Regions from separate parts of the Homo sapiens genome. Here region 1 is linked to region 2. A link is an interaction called in ENCODE POLR2A ChIA-PET data of the cell type or tissue named here. Cell type or tissue: OCI-LY7. All regions are shown on one strand. Links, peaks and the distances in the headings refer to the core of each region. The heading gives the core; the rest is flanking DNA.

Region 1 (7,956 bases), core at 1,944-4,443, 93 kb after region 2:
GGTTTCCAGCACATGTCTGCACATGAAGTTTTGATATCCAAATGTACCCAAATGGTTCTTGAGAATGGTGAAAAATGATACAAACAGTATACATAATCTTCATTTAAAGATTGATTTGTTTATAATATAATTAAATGATAAGTTGAATGTATAAAACCTATGCCCATTAAAGAAGTTTGAAACAATGTGTAAATTTAACATGGAAACATGAAAGTCCTGGGAACCCCTTTCGTGCCACTATACACGAAGTTCTGGGAGTTCATACACAGTGCAATTATAATTATAGAAATGGAATCGGCCGGGGCGGCTCATATCTGTAATCCCAGCACCTTGGGAGACTGAGGTGGGAGGATTGCTTCAGCCCAGGAGTTCAAGACCAGCCTTGGCAACACAGGGGGACCCTGTCTCTTAAAAAGAAAAAAAAAGAAAATAAATGGAACTATACATACTAATCTGTAGTTTCTTTTACCTTGGATTTTTTCTTTTAATAACAAAATCTGGTTCAATTTCTTAGTTGGAATATATTTTTTATTTTAAAACTTTAATCATGGAAAATTTCAAGCAGATACAAATGTAGAGAGAATAGTATGATGAATCATTATCGTCCAGCTTCAGTGTTCCCCAAGACAGGGCCAATTTTTTTTTCATCTATTTCCCTTTTTTTCCCTTCCCTTTCCACCCTTGTATTATTGTAAAGCAAATTCTAGACGTATTTCATGCATAAAATTTTCAACATGTATCCCTGAAAAATTAGGACCCTCCTCTTTTTATTAAACTCCAGTACCATTACTATATCTTTAAAAAAGTGCAATTTAGTAGACAATATTCTCAGAATTTTAAAACATAAGACCTTGGTATGAATAATCACTTCCTTGGTACCTGTCTGTATCTGTGAGTGTGCTAGGGGCTTTACATTATTGTTATTCCTTGTGATAACACTGCTGGGTACCTATTATTGTCCCATTTCATGTGTCAAGAAACTGAAGTTTAGAAATAATTGTCTGAGGTTCCAGAGCTATCCAGTGGTTGGTTCTGTGTGGAGAATGTGGGCTGCCTGACTATAAAACATGTGCCTTTTCCACTCTACCACGTATTTATTATGTCTGTGACCACCAGTGATTTTTGCAGAAGAGGAATTCCTCTTATGTGCGAGGCATTTTCTTCTGGTTTTTCATTTTTGTAGCCTGAAATTTCTCACATGTGGTGATGCAATTTTCTGTCTGTTTTAGATTAACAAGTGGTGGAATAACCTAAGTGATGGCCAGCGGACTGTGACAGGTTTGTGTTAGCTTACACGTTTTAACCATTCAAGGGAAGAGAAATCAAACCAAAAGGTACAGTATGTCACAAGCAATGGCTCTTGTACCATGCTCACCAGTGGTTTAGAAGACAGTCTCTGTACTGATAGGCTAATGTAATAGTATATAAAGTGGTGAGGTATAAAGGTTTACATGATGCTCTGGGTCCGTTACTTTCTAATTTTGATTTAGTATGATACTGATTGATCAGTTTTGTTGTAGAATTCCAGCTTGTGGAATAGCTTATTAATTATTACTTCCCTTATTAAAGAAACTAATGGAAACATTAAGTACCTTCTATATTCAGGATGCTGTAATACACATTCTGTCCCTACTTGGAGTTGCTTACAGAGTAGTTGTCTCCCTTTTTACAGATAAGGAAACCGGCTTTCAGAGAAGGAACTTTTGAAAGTCAAACTGCTAGTAAGCAATAGAGCAGAGTTTCAAAACCCAAGTCTGTCCATTCGAAAACCAGTTTTCGCTCTTCTCCCCCATGCTATTTATAAAACCCCATTTAAATGTAAGCATGACATGCATGTCACCATGATAACTTTTTTTCTTTGTAAATTGTTATGGAAAGACAGATTTGGCTCTTCAAGTTAACACCTCTGCAATATTTCATGGAGTCAGTTATTTGAGAAACTTGAAAATAGATTTTTGCCAGGAAGAGTGGCTCATGCCTGTAATCCCAGAACTTTGGGAGGCCAAGGTGGGCGGATTCCTTGAGCTCAGGAGTTCGAGGCCAGCTCAGGCAACATGACAAAACCCCATCTCTACCAAAGATACAAAAAATTAGCCAGGTGTGGTGGTGCGTGCCTGGGGTCCCAGCTACTTGGGAGGCTGAAGCAGGAGAATTTTGAACCTGGGAGGCAGAGGTTGCAGTGAGCTGTGGTCCTACTATTACACTCCAACCTGGGTGACAGATGAGACTCTCAAAAACAAAAAAATTTTTTTTAAGTTTTTTAACGATTGCATAGAAAAGAAAAAATTATTTCTAGAGAATTGCAAAATATTGCTTTTGCTCAAATTTGATTAGACTTAAAGTCTAATTGATTAGACTTAAATAAGCATTTAAGACTTATTTTGTACTCTTAATTTTCTGTACTTAAGTGGAGAAAGGGTGTTTATCTTTCTTCATTCAAACTGTTTATTCTCTCTGGAAGGCTTAATTTTTCTGACTTTATTGGAACCCGATGCAGCTTTCAGGCTTATGGTTCAGACATTGCTTCCTTTAGGAAGTGCTTTCTTTTTTTCTGAACTCATTGCAGTTTTTATCATTGATAATGCAGTGTGCCTTATGTAATTGTATGTGTAACATCCTTGAGGGCAGTATAAGCATCTGGAGGACAACAATGACATCTTTCATTTTGTGACAGCACCTAGCATATATCATGTACACAGTAAGGGCACTCAGTTAAAATCTGTTGAGTGAATGAATGTTGAATGGAATCTTAACCAAGGGATTGAGATTTTTCAGTGTTGCCATAACTAAGACCATAGAATTGATAGGTCAGTGACATCTTAAAATGATTACTTCAAAGATAGCTCTTTAGTAGCACATCTGTTTCCACTAGATTAATGTATTTTGTTTGCTTGCTTCTTTTATGAAAGTAATGAGGCTGGGTGCAGTGGCTTACGCCTGTAATCCCAGCACTTTGGGAGGCCGAGGCGGGCAGATCACCTGAGGTCAGGAGTCAGAGACCAGCCTGGCCAACACGGTGAAACCCCATCTCTACTAAAAATACAAAAAATTAGCTTAGGCGTGGTGGTGCACGCCTGTTAATCCCAGCTACTAGGGAGGCTGAAGCAGAATTGCTTGAACCTGGAAGGCTGAGGTTGCAGTGAGCTAAGATTGCGCCACTGCACTCCAGCCTGGACGACAGAGCGAGACTCTGTCTCAAAAAAAAAAAAAAAAAAAGTAACGAAATTAAGATTTCTTTAGGGTGGCAAGGTTTTGCCTTCACTATTTTCAAAGCATTTCACTATTAGTTTATACCTCACATTCTTTGAAGGTGGTCATGATTTTATGCCATTTAACATATGAAGAAGCCTAGCATCAGAGTTTAAAACCTTTTCTCATGCTGGTGAATACTTTCTTCAAAGAAGCTAGAGGTAATTAAAAATCAGAATTCTTTCCCCCTAGTCTTTTTCTTTTTTGAAATCAAATCAGCCATTTGGCATGAAGAGCGTAGCAGTAGAGAGAGATGCTTGTGATCTGTCTTGCAACTTGAATGTAAGCTGCTTTGAACAACATAAATGTGAATGGTCATGCTGCAGGTCTTAAATCTTTATTGTTAGATTATCCAAGTGACTTTAACCTCAGGAAATGCCATTTGAACTGTCTTGTGTCACCTCAGACTTTTCTTGTAGGAAATAATTATTCTAGTAATAGTGATTCTAGCTTTACAATGTCTGTAAGTGGTGCTTAATCAATTACCTATATATGAGAGTCTCAAGAATAAACTGTTTATTTAGTATGTCTTGTCTTCTTCCTGGGGTGCCAATTAGTCCAGCTTTCCTTGCTGAGCACTCCTGATTGCTTCTTGTAGACTGCAAAGTGAAGTTGGCTCAGCTTCTGGTTTTAATCAGTGATAGATTTATGGGGTGACAGGTCTACTCCGTCCCACTTTCTTTCTTTGGATTGGAGATGTTTTCCGAATGGGTTTTTTTTTTTTTCGTTTTATATTTTGAAAGAACTTGACAAGTTTGACCTAGAGAGTTTTTAAAGCTTTGTGAGACCAGTGTGCCTCTCTGCTTTGTAGTATTCATACCTAGACAATGGCAGCATGAAAGCTCTAGTCGGTTAAAGATTTCTCACTGCTACACCAAACACTTCATGTAAGTATTCCTTGCCATTGAATCTGTTGAGCTCTTGAATTTGGATGGAAAGATTTTGGATACGGTAAGTTCAGACAGTAAAGTGTTAATCCAAATATACATAGTTTCTGAGTTTCAGAGAATGAGGGGTATCTCAAATTTATCCATGTCTCTTTGGTTCCTAGGTATAGGTAAGAACAGTCAGATTGTAAGGCATACCCATAATTTATTTTATTGTTAAGGTGGCATCTGGTGGTGAGGTAAAAAACCCCTTTCTAGCTGGGTGCAGTGGCTCATGCCTGTAATCCCAGCACTTTGGGAGCACTTTTGGGAGGTGGATCACCTGAGGTCAGGAGTTGGAGACCAGCCTGGCCAACATGGTGAAACCCCATCTCTACTAAAAATACAAAATTAGCTGGACGTGGTGGTGCATGCCTATAATCCCAGCTACTTGGGAGGCTGAGGCAGGAGAATCGCTTGAACTTGGGAGGCAGAGGTTGCAGTGAGCCGAGATCATGCCATTGCCCTCCAGCCTGGGCAGTAGAGTGAGACTCTGTCTCAAAACAACAACAAAAACCTCCCCTTCTTACAGCTGATGCCAGGTTTGGAGTCTGTAGTTTTGTTTTTGTTTTTGTTTTGAGATGGAGTCTTGCTCTGTCACCCAGGCTGGAGTGCAGTGGCGTGATCTCTGCTCACGGGCAAGCTCTGCCTCCTGGGTTCACGCCATTCTCCTTCCTCAGCCTATAAGTGCCCGGCTAATTTTTTTGTATTTTTAGTAGAGACGGGGTTTCACCGCGTTAGCCAGGATGGTCTAGATCTTCTGACCTCGTGATCCACCGCCTCGGCCTCCCAAAGTGCTGGGATTACAGGCGTGAGCCACCGCGCCCGGCGAGTCTGTAGTTTTTGACTGTTCTGTCTCAATCTGTCTGTGCAAATCCCTTTTTAAAGCTATGCTAGGAAACTTGTTTTAATCCTTTTTTTTTGGTTTGTTTGGGGATTTTTTTTTTGGTCTTAATTTTTATTACACAGAAATAATCTCCCCAGGCTTCATATTGCTCTGAAAAAGTGTTTATAAGCCCACTAGGTATTTGTGGGGCAAGCGGGGAGTATAACGTGGCATTCTTCAAACTTAAATTTGTCATCCCTGGTGCTTTTATATTTCACCTAATTTTCTGTTCTATTGCCCTGATCTGTCAGCCTTTTAAGCCTCTCCTAGAGGTCCCCAGGCAACCCCCAGAGAGAATATTTTCTCCTCCCTTTCTAGCTTTCAGGGTTGTCTTTGAGGCACTTGCCAGGTTTTCCTGTTAGTTCAAGAGAATGCTGACTTTACTGTATTGAGATTCAGGTAAAGCCACAGGAAAAAATCAGCTAAATTATTATTTTTGATCAAGAAGGAGCAAGGACAGAAAAGGATAGGGAGAGAGATCGCAAGAAAACTGTGCCGTAGTTCCTCTACTAGTGTATTTTTTGTCAGCTCCAAAGCTTAGTCACTACTACTCTCCAGTCTTTGACCCCTTGCCCCAACTTCTAAAGTCTATTCTTTTTTCTTTGCTGTTCTGTTTCTGCCAGGCTTATTCTTTTTCATTTCAGTTCTCTCTCTCCTTGTACCTTTTCAAGGTTTTGAGCTGTCTTCCCAGACTAAGGCCTCCTTACCTATTCCTGATGTTGCTGGTAAGGCAATGTTTTCCTTGGTCTTATAGCCCATCTTTACCTTTTAATCAGAATCAGTCACTGTTTTTCTGTAACTCCTGACTTCCCAGTCTGCAAACAAGTTATTTTTGTAGAAGAATAGCAAAGTTAATCCTTGAGTGCCAACCACACTTCAAGTATCATGCTATGTGCTTTACATGCATTTCTATTATTATTAGTCATCATAAGAACCCTGTTATCCTCATTTCTCAGATGGGGCAAGGAACGGCCAAGTAACTGCGATCACACAGCTAGAACTGGGTGGATTCGGGAATCAAATCCACTTCATGTATCAAAGAATAGGGTTTTTATTATGTCCTTTTCACTTTTCTAGAATAGCAAACCACCATTAATTACCTTTCTGATAAACCACACTGCCTCCCCCTATCAAGTATCTGGGTGCTGATTCACAGCACAAATTGCAGCAAATTGTTCCAAAGTAGCAGCCTACCCCCAGGGAGGAAAGGGAGCCCTTTTTGACTGCCTAGACTAGATTTTGTCATTGTAAAATGAATAAATATGCATGGTAGCAGATGAAAATTGGAATAGAGGATACATAAAGTGAAAAATAAGTCTTTCTCTCACTCTGAACTTCCAGTTCTGCACTTTTCCTTTCCCATAATAACCATTGCATGTTTAGTTACTTGTGTGTTCTTCCAAAGCATCTATTTATATATAGGCATTTATATCTATCTGTGGTTTAACACAAAAATAGAAACATGCAGTACATACTCTTCTGCACCATGATTTTTTTTCACTTAATATTTTAAAGAACATTCTATATCAATACAAGTAGGTTTGTTACATTCTTTTTAATATTTTATTGAGGTATAATATACATAGAAGAATGTGAATATGTCAGATGTACAACTCAACTAATTAATTTTCACAGGCTGAGCACATCCATGTAACCAGCACCTGGATTGATAAATGGAAATTACCAGCACATCAGGCTTTTTTGTTTGTTTTGGTTTGTTTTGAGACAGCGTCTCACTTGTCACTCAGGCTGGAGTGCAGTGGCATGATCACGGCTCACTGCAGCCTCAACCTCCCAAGGCTGGTCTTGAGCTCCTGGGCTCAAGTGATCCTCCTGCCTTGGCCTCCCAAATTGCTGGGATTACAGGTGTGAACCACTGTGCCTGGCCAGCATATTCTTTTTAATGGCATTATGGTATTCCATGTAAATGAGTATTATTTAACAAATCTTTTATTAATAGATATTTAGGTTGTTTTCAGTCTTCTGCTTTTATGAATATTACTACAGTGAAATGCCTTATATATAGATCTCTGTACCTTGTACAAGTATATTTTTAGGATAAGTTACTGGAAATAGAATTGCTGGGTCAAAGAATATACATTTAAAATTTTGTGTATTGCAAAGTTGTCTTAAAAGAAGTTGTGTACCATTTTAAATGTCCTCCAACAATGTACAGAGTATAAATACATCAGATTGATTTCTAAAAGTTCCCCACAGGGGAGGTTAGATATTCTCATCTGCAGGGAGAGTACAGAGAAATAACAATCCTTTTTTGTGGTTAGCAATTACAAGGGCCTTTGCCTCCCTCATTGTGAATTTGCCCTTTCTGTTTACCCGTATTAGTTTCAAACTTTCTGTCTCTATCCCAGTGGGAGGATGGAAGATGGACAGTCTCTCTGGGTTTCTTCTTGATTCCAGGTAGCTGTGGACCCAGTCCTTAATTAGTTTGGTGGATACTGCCTAGGAAAAGAAATGATAGCCACTGTGTGAGGCCAACAGGTTGATCTTTGCACCTGCCTGGTTCCCAGAGAACCTGAGGTAAGGATGGCTTGAGCCTAGTTCTTTGGCTGCTGTGGATGTACTTGCTTGTCAGTGTCTGGACTGGCCAGGTCTGGGTTGGTATAGTAGCCCCTTCAGATAAAGGAGCTTTGGAGGGGTGAATTGGCCCACCCAGAAACAGAGGGGATCTGTGAATAGCTATTAGACCCCAAGTGGTATGGTAAGTCCTTTATAGGAAAATGAGAAAAAGGGTTTTACTACCTTTCTTGGGCTGAGGAGGAAGATAACCTGAGGTCATTGAACCAAGTAGTGCTTTCCAAATCAGTGCATCTGCCTTTTTAAAAATTAAGATATAATTCACATATAAAATTCACCATTTAAAGCAGGGGTTCCCAG
Region 2 (7,956 bases), core at 2,937-5,436:
CTGCATGTAACCGATGTGATGTACACACGGATCCGCATGTAACCGATGTGATGTACACACGGATCCGCATGTAACCGATGTGATATACACACGGATCCGCATGTAACCGATGTGATATACACACGGATCCGCATGTAACAGATGTGATATACACACGGATCCGCATGTAACAGATGTGATATACACACGGATCTGCGTGTAACCGATGTGATATACACACGGATTTACGTGTAACCGATGTGATATACACACGGATCCGCATGTAACCGATGTGATGTACACACGGATCCGCATGTAACCGATGTGATATACACACGGATCTGCATGTAACCGGTGTGAGGTACACACGGATCCGCATGTAACCGATGTGATTTACACATGGATCTGCATGTAACCGATGTGATGTACACACGGATAAGCATGTAACCGATGTGATGTACACACGGATCCGCATGTAACTGATGTGATGTACACACAGATAAGCATGTAACCGATGTGATTTACACACGGATCCGCATGTAACTGATGTCATATACACACGGATCCGCATGTAACAGATGTGATATACACATGGATCTGCATGTAACCGATGTGATATACACACGGATAAGCATGTAACCGATGTGATATACACACGGACCCGCATGTAACCGATGTGATGTACACACGGACCCGCATGTAACCGATGTGATTTACACACGGATCCGCATGTAACTGATGTCATATACACACGGATCCGCATGTAACAGATGTGATATACACACGGATCTGCATGTAACCGATGTGATATACACACGGATAAGCATGTAACCGATGTGATATACACACGGACCCACATGTAACCGATGTGATGTACACACGGACCCGCATGTAACCGATGTGATGTACACACGGACCCGCATGTAACCGATGTGATGTACACACGGACCCGCATGTAACCGATGTGATGTACACACGGACCCGCATGTAACCGATGTGATGTACACACGGATCCGCATGTAACCGATGTGATGTACACACGGATCCGCATGTAACCGATGTGATGTACACACGGATCCGCATGTAACCGATGTGATTTACACACGGATCTGCATGTAACCTATATGATATACACACGGATCTGCATGTAACCTATATGATATACACACGGATCTGCATGTAACCGATGTGATTTACACACGGATCTGCATGTAACAGATGTGATATACACACGGATCCGCATGTAACCGATGTGATGTACACACGGATCCGCATGTAACCGATGTGATTTACACACGGATCTGCATGTAACCTATATGATATACACACGGATCTGCATGTAACCTATATGATATACACACGGATCTGCATGTAACCGATGTGATTTACACACGGATCTGCATGTAACAGATGTGATATACACACGGATCTGCATGTAACCGATGTGATATACACACTGATCTGCATGTAACCGATGTGATATACACACTGATCTGCATGTAACCGATGTGATATACACACGGATCCGCATGTAACAGATGTGATATACACACGGATCCGCATGTAACCGATGTGATTTACACACGGATCTGCATGTAACCGATATGATATACACACGGATCTGCATGTAACCTATGTGATTTACACACGGAGCTGCATGTAACCGATGTGATATACACACGGATCTGCATGTAACCGATGTGATTTACACACGGATCTGCATGTAACAGATGTGATATACACACGGATCTGCATGTAACCGATGTGATTTACACACGGATCTGCATGTAACCGATGTGATTTACACACGGATCTGCATGTAACCGATGTGATTTACACACGGATCTGCATGTAACCGATGTGATTTACACACGGATCTGCATGTAACCGATGTGATATACACACGGAGCTGCATGTAACAGATGTGATATACACACGGATCTGCATGTAACCGATGTGATATACACACGGATCTGCATGTAACTGATGTGATATACACATGGATGAACATGTAACCGATGTGATATACACATGGAGCTGCATGTAACCGATGTGATATACACACGGATCTGCCTGTAACCGATGTGATAAACAGACGGAGCTGCATATAACTGATGTGATATACACATGGATCTGCATATAACAGATGTAATATACACACGGATCTGCATGTAACCGATGTGATATACACACGGAGCTGCATGTAACTGATGTGATATACACATGGATCTGCATGTAACAGATGTAATATACACACAGATCTGCATGTAACTGATGTGATTTACACATGGATCTGCATGTAACTGATGTGATTTACACACGGATCTGCATGTAACCGATGTGATATATACACAGATCTGCATGTAACCGATGTGATATACACACGGATCTGCATGTAACAGATCTGCAGATGTACTCCCTGAATCTAAAATAAAAGTTCAAAAACAAAACAGGGAAAATCTTCCTGTATAGCTGTTTCTCTTGCAAATGAAAAATTAAATTCTGTGCCCTGCAACTAACTGAATAAACTCTCCTCTAGGCCAAGGGTACCCAATGGAACCTGAAAATCTATTCAGACCATGAAGGGAAGACAATGTTGGACGTGCCTTATTATACTCCCCTGCCTTTAGAGTTCAGGCACACAACTGACGAGCATTAACATTTATATAGAGATCCTAAGACTGACAGAACAGTCTCTTTGTAGCTGTAAGATACCTAATTCCAACCTCACTCTATTAAAATAATAGAGCATCACAGGACAGATAGCAGGGCCCTGGAAGAAATGCATATTTTGAAATGTCTCTGCAAAGCTGTCTGTTGAAGGGGAAGTTCTGCATTACGTAGAGAATCTCCTTCCTTTACTAGGTCTCTCCAGAGGGTCTGACACCTTTGATAGGAGACATTCACATCTGTTCTCTCTGACGTCTGCTACTGGGAGGCTTCATCTACATGACAAGAACCTTGGCGTCCACACCCTGTCCCCCACCACTCCCCCACCACTCAAGCTAATTTCAACTCTTCAGGCAGAGCTTAACCCTTTCAACCAATTGCCAATCAGAAAATCTTTGAATTCACCTTTGACCTTTAAGCTGCACCTCCCTGCCCCATGTTGCCCCACCTTTCCGGATCAAACCAGTGATTACCCCACTTATATTGATTGATGTCTCATGTCTCCCTAAAACATAAAACCAAGCTGTAATCCAACTGCCTTGGGCCTGTTCTCAGGACCTCCTGAGGCTGCGTCACTGGTCATGATTCTTAACCGTGGCAAAATTAACTCCTAAATTGATTGAGACCCGTCTCAAGGTACTTTCTGGTTTACATTCTGTATTCTCATATTAGTGTTAAGAATCTGAGTGCGCCAGGGAGATCCTCAGGAATATATTTGAACCTTTTCTCTCCTCCAGCAGCCAGCCAGTTACTATGTCCTACTGAATTTACCTCCCGAAACTCCATCCCACCATCACAACCCCAGTTCAGGCCTTTATCATCTCTTACCTACAGTGTTACAGCTGCCTCGTTTTGAACCTGTCTTCCACACGGTCAGCTGCGAGATCTAGTTAAAAACATGAGACCAGCTAGGTGCGGTGGCTCATGCCTGTAATCCCAGCACTTTGGGAGGCTGAGGCAGGCAGATCACCTGAGGTCAGGAGTTCGAGACCAGCCTGGCCAACATGGTGAAACCTCGTCTCTACTAAAAATACAAAAATTAGCCAGGCGTGGTGGCGGGCGCCTATAATCCCAGCTACTTGGGAGGCTAAGGCAGGAGAATTGCTTGAACCCGGGAAGGCGGAGGTTGCAGTGAGCTGAGATCACGCCACTGCACTCCAGCCTGGGCGACAGAGTGAGACTCTATCTCAAAAAAAAACACACACACAAAACATGAGACCAACCAACTTTCCTGCATGGAGTCTTTCAGTAACCTTCCATTTTCAAATATTTTCCCTGATAGGGCACATACAGAAAAGGCTATTTGTGTGGAACACAGGAGGCATGAAAGAGGCTGCTCGCTCCCAGAGGCAGCTGGTGTGGCAATATCAGCCATCCCAGGTCCTTCCTAGCCCAACAGAAGTCAGACACACCTGTCACCCTTTCTGTTGAGAAGTTCTTTGTGGGGCCAAAATTCAAAGCCTTTCTTCTGTGACCACAGCCTGCTTAGTCGGCCTCATCTCCTGCCATTCTTTAAGTGCACATCTGTTCCAGCTGTGCCGAATCACTGTGGTGGTGTGTTTTGCTACCCCGTGCCTGTGCTTGTGTTGTTTTCTCTGCCTGCTCTCTCCTTTCCCCACCCGGTCATCTGTGGCTTACCTTTTGAGAAGCAATACAGAAAGTCTTACCTGAAACATGCCTGCCAACCACCCCACACCTAAGCCAAATAGGTCAAGTATGCCTCCCAGGGGTTCCCATGCTGCCCTGCGTATAGCTCTATCATCACATTGAGCACATTTCACTGTAATTATGTGATTATTGATCTGCCTGTCCTACCAGTCTGTGGCAGGCTCCTCAGCCAGGTCCCTAGGGGTGGGGACCTGGTCTTCATCCTCTTTGCTGCTCCTGGGCTTCATCCTGGGTCTGGTTTGTGGTAGGTGCTCAGTAAATGTTAAATAGATGAATGAATGCTTCTGACAAAGAGGAAATCTAATCTAGACCCCTGTGAAGCTGCCGGTTGTCCGATTCTGTTGCTCTGCAGGTGACTTAGTTTTATGGAAATAGTTCTTCCCTTCTGAGTCCATGTTTCTTTTTTTCTTACCTAGGGCAGCTTGTGCAGCTGGAAGAGAAAGGGCAGGGTTCAGTGCCCTGGTCAGTATATGGTGTCTACATCCAGGCTGCTGGGGGCCCCTTGGCATTCCTGGTTATTATGGCCCTTTTCATGCTGAATGTAGGCAGCACCGCCTTCAGCACCTGGTGGTTGAGTTACTGGATCAAGCAAGGAAGCGGGGTAAGGTTACTCATAAATGGGAAAGTTCTGTGTCTAAGAATGTGGCCGTTTCTCCCTATTCCCTGGCTATTCTTAGGGAAACTGTTCTAGTTTTCACTTAAAAGAAGCTGTAAAGAGAGATTTTTCCAGGATGAAAAGATGAGTCCCTAATGTAGCCTCACCAGAAGGAAAAAAACGCTGACCAACCCACAGGGCAGTAGGGCGTGCAGTAGGACACCTGCAGGCTATCTGTTCTCATCCGTTGTGTATTAGTCCATTTTTGCACTGCTACAGAGAAATACCCAAGACGGGGTACTTGACAAAGGAAAGAGGGTTAATTGACTCACAGTTCCACATAACTGGGGAGGCCCCAGGAAACTTACAATCATGGTGGAAGGCAAAGGAGAAGGAGGCACCTTCTTCACAAGGTGGCAGAAGAGAGACAAGACAGCGTGTGCGGGAGGACATGTCAAACACTTTTAAACTGTCAGATCTCATGAGAACTCACTGTCACGACAAGAATAGCATGGGGGAATCCACCCCACAATCCGGTCACCTCCCACCGGGTCCCTTCCTCAACACCTGGGAATTACAATTCAAGATGAGCTTTGGGTGGGGACACAAAGCCAAACCATATGACATTAGAATAGAGAGAAAGAGGGCTAGGTGTGGTGGATCATGCCTGTAATCCCAGCACTTTGAGAGGCCAAGGCAGGTGGATCACTTGGGGCTAGGAGTTCAAGACCAGCATGGCCAACATGGCAAAACCCTGTCTGTACTAAAAATACAAAAATTAGCTGGGCATGGTGGTGCACACCTGTAATCCCACGTACTTGGGAGGCTGAGGCATGAGAATTTCTTGAACTCAGGAGGCAGAGGGTGCAGTGAGCCATGATTGCGCCACTGCACTCCAGCCTGGGTGACAGAGTGAGACACTGTCTCAAAAAAAAAAAAAAAAAAAAGAGGTGGACAAAGCCATGACCAGGTCCCAGGGTGGGTCATTATCCTGTACCCTGCCCTGCCCTTGAGCTGAGAATGGCGCTGAGCAGGGGCTCTTGGCAGTCGTTAGGAGTCTGGCCTCATAGAACTTTGGCTTCAAACAGAACACCACTGTGACTCGAGGGAACGAGACCTCGGTGAGTGACAGCATGAAGGACAATCCTCATATGCAGTACTATGCCAGCATCTACGCCCTCTCCATGGCAGTCATGCTGATCCTGAAAGCCATTCGAGGAGTTGTCTTTGTCAAGGTATGCATTGGTGGGTGGTCTCTGCCCTCCTCCCTGGTGACCTGTGGTCAGGCTTTGGTGTGGCGTCTCTCAGTTCATGCTGAGTAGGGGAGCTCCCTTAACCAGGATGGCCCTGGCTGAGATGACTCATATTCCGTTAGCCTCCACCTTTTCTCACTTGCCACCTGTCCCTCCTGACCCCTCACACCTCCCCGCTTTGGGAGTGGATGTGCTGCGGAGCGGTTCTCTGGACCAGTAGGAACAGAGCCGTCCCTGGGCCCTGACCACTCTGTGCTCTGCTCCTCAGGGCACGCTGCGAGCTTCCTCCCGGCTGCATGACGAGCTTTTCCGAAGGATCCTTCGAAGCCCTATGAAGTTTTTTGACACGACCCCCACAGGGAGGATTCTCAACAGGTTTTCCAAAGACATGGATGAAGGTATTTCTCACTGAGCCTTTTTTTAATACTCTGGAGCTCACTGTGCTTCCAGCCTTCTAGATGATTCTCCAAATGTGCAGATCTGTCTGTCTGTAGATCCTGAGAGCACAGTGACTGCTGGTGTTTTCACCAGGAACATTGCAACTGCATTTTCTGTCTTGTTTGACCTGAAAATAAATTCAATGAATTGAGTTAGCAGAAAGGCTTTGAACAGAGGCATCTGAGATTCTGAAACACACACAGATTTTAAAGCAATGCATTGGTTTCTGGATGCCTACAACCTGGCAGGTTTTCTGGCTGTTGTATGGGCTGTGCCTGCACCAGAACTGAAATACTGTACCCCCACAGTTCAGAGTAACAGTAAAGCCCCTGACATTGACAGGGGGCTTCCTGTGTAGCAAGCAGCATGCTCAGTGTTTTATGCATGTTACCTTAATCCCCGCAGCAGGCCTGTCAGGCGGGTGTTGTTTCACTCCTTGAATAATGAGAAAGCTGCTATCTGGAAAGGTCAAGGAACTGGCCCAAGATCTACAGCTATTGAGTGACAAAGCTGCAAATTGAACCCAGATCTTTTTGACCCCAAAGCTAATGTTTTTAATTGCTGCACTGTAGCTGCCTTCATGGAAGGGGTTTGTTTCAGGCATTGATAGGCCATTGTAAACCCATGGCCAGAGGTAACAAGAAATCAGAACTATCCCTGATACTCGAACTGATACATAACATGTTCCCATTTCTGCTAAACACACACGCATGTGCTCACACATGAATGGAAAAAAGAAAAAAAGTAAATAATAGCAACATGTCTGGGATTTGCATGAAAATACTTTAACCAGAAGAAAAAAGGCGGTGGGGTGGGGAGACAGCCAAAAAGAGATGAAAGTTGATAACTGTTGAAGGGTCTGTGCTCTTCCTTTAATTTTTATGTATGTTTAAAAATTTTGCAAGACAAAAAATGTCTTAAATGTTAACAGCAGTTCATTGGTATTGGTAAGAATATAGTTTTTGTTTTCTTCTTCACATATTTATTTTCCAAACATTTTAAAATAAGCATAAGTTACTTTGTAAAGGGGGAAAATGTTTAAAGCAGTGGGGCAGGAAGGGAACCAAGAAAAGGGAGTGGAGTAAGAGGATTTTCTTGAGACGAAAAAAAAAAATCAGAGCATCCAGGTTTCTAAATTTTTCTTTGATCAGACTGTTTAAAGACAACATCACAAACTTCAGATAGAGAGTTTGTGGAACCCCTTTTTGTTTTTTTCAATTTTCAGTTCCATTTTTCCAAACCATCTGACACTTGCTCCTTTATTTGTTTCCACAGTTGACGTGCGGCTGCCGTTCCAGGCCGAGATGTTCATCCAGAACGTTATCCTGGTGTTCTTCTGTGTGGGAATGATCG

The links. Peaks named below come from ENCODE experiments on the same cell type or tissue, not always from the same donor. Only the 100,000 strongest peaks of a DNase experiment are listed, where the experiment ranks them.
Region 1: POLR2A ChIA-PET joins it to region 2 with 6 read pairs; 3 of 35 experiments call an interaction of 5 or more read pairs at or near these places.

What each region holds. Positions count from the first base shown.
Region 1 is chr3:183,856,075-183,864,030 of GRCh38, reverse strand. It overlaps PARL (presenilin associated rhomboid like), which reads left to right. Exons shown (of 10, transcript NM_018622.7): 4 at 1,230-1,278. Among named protein-coding and RNA genes, the nearest start is that of PARL, 25 kb to the left of the region's middle. In OCI-LY7, for the core only: no CTCF peak of the experiment used is centred there; no DNase peak of the experiment used is centred there.
Region 2 is chr3:183,950,048-183,958,003 of GRCh38, reverse strand. It overlaps ABCC5 (ATP binding cassette subfamily C member 5), which reads left to right. Exons shown (of 30, transcript NM_005688.4): 18 at 4,734-4,918; 19 at 6,001-6,147; 20 at 6,434-6,563; 21 at 7,879-7,956. Among named protein-coding and RNA genes, the nearest start is that of ABCC5-AS1, 52 kb to the left of the region's middle. In OCI-LY7, for the core only: no CTCF peak of the experiment used is centred there; a DNase peak (open chromatin) is centred at 4,143; H3K4me3 peaks cover 730 bases; H3K27ac peaks cover 2,500 bases.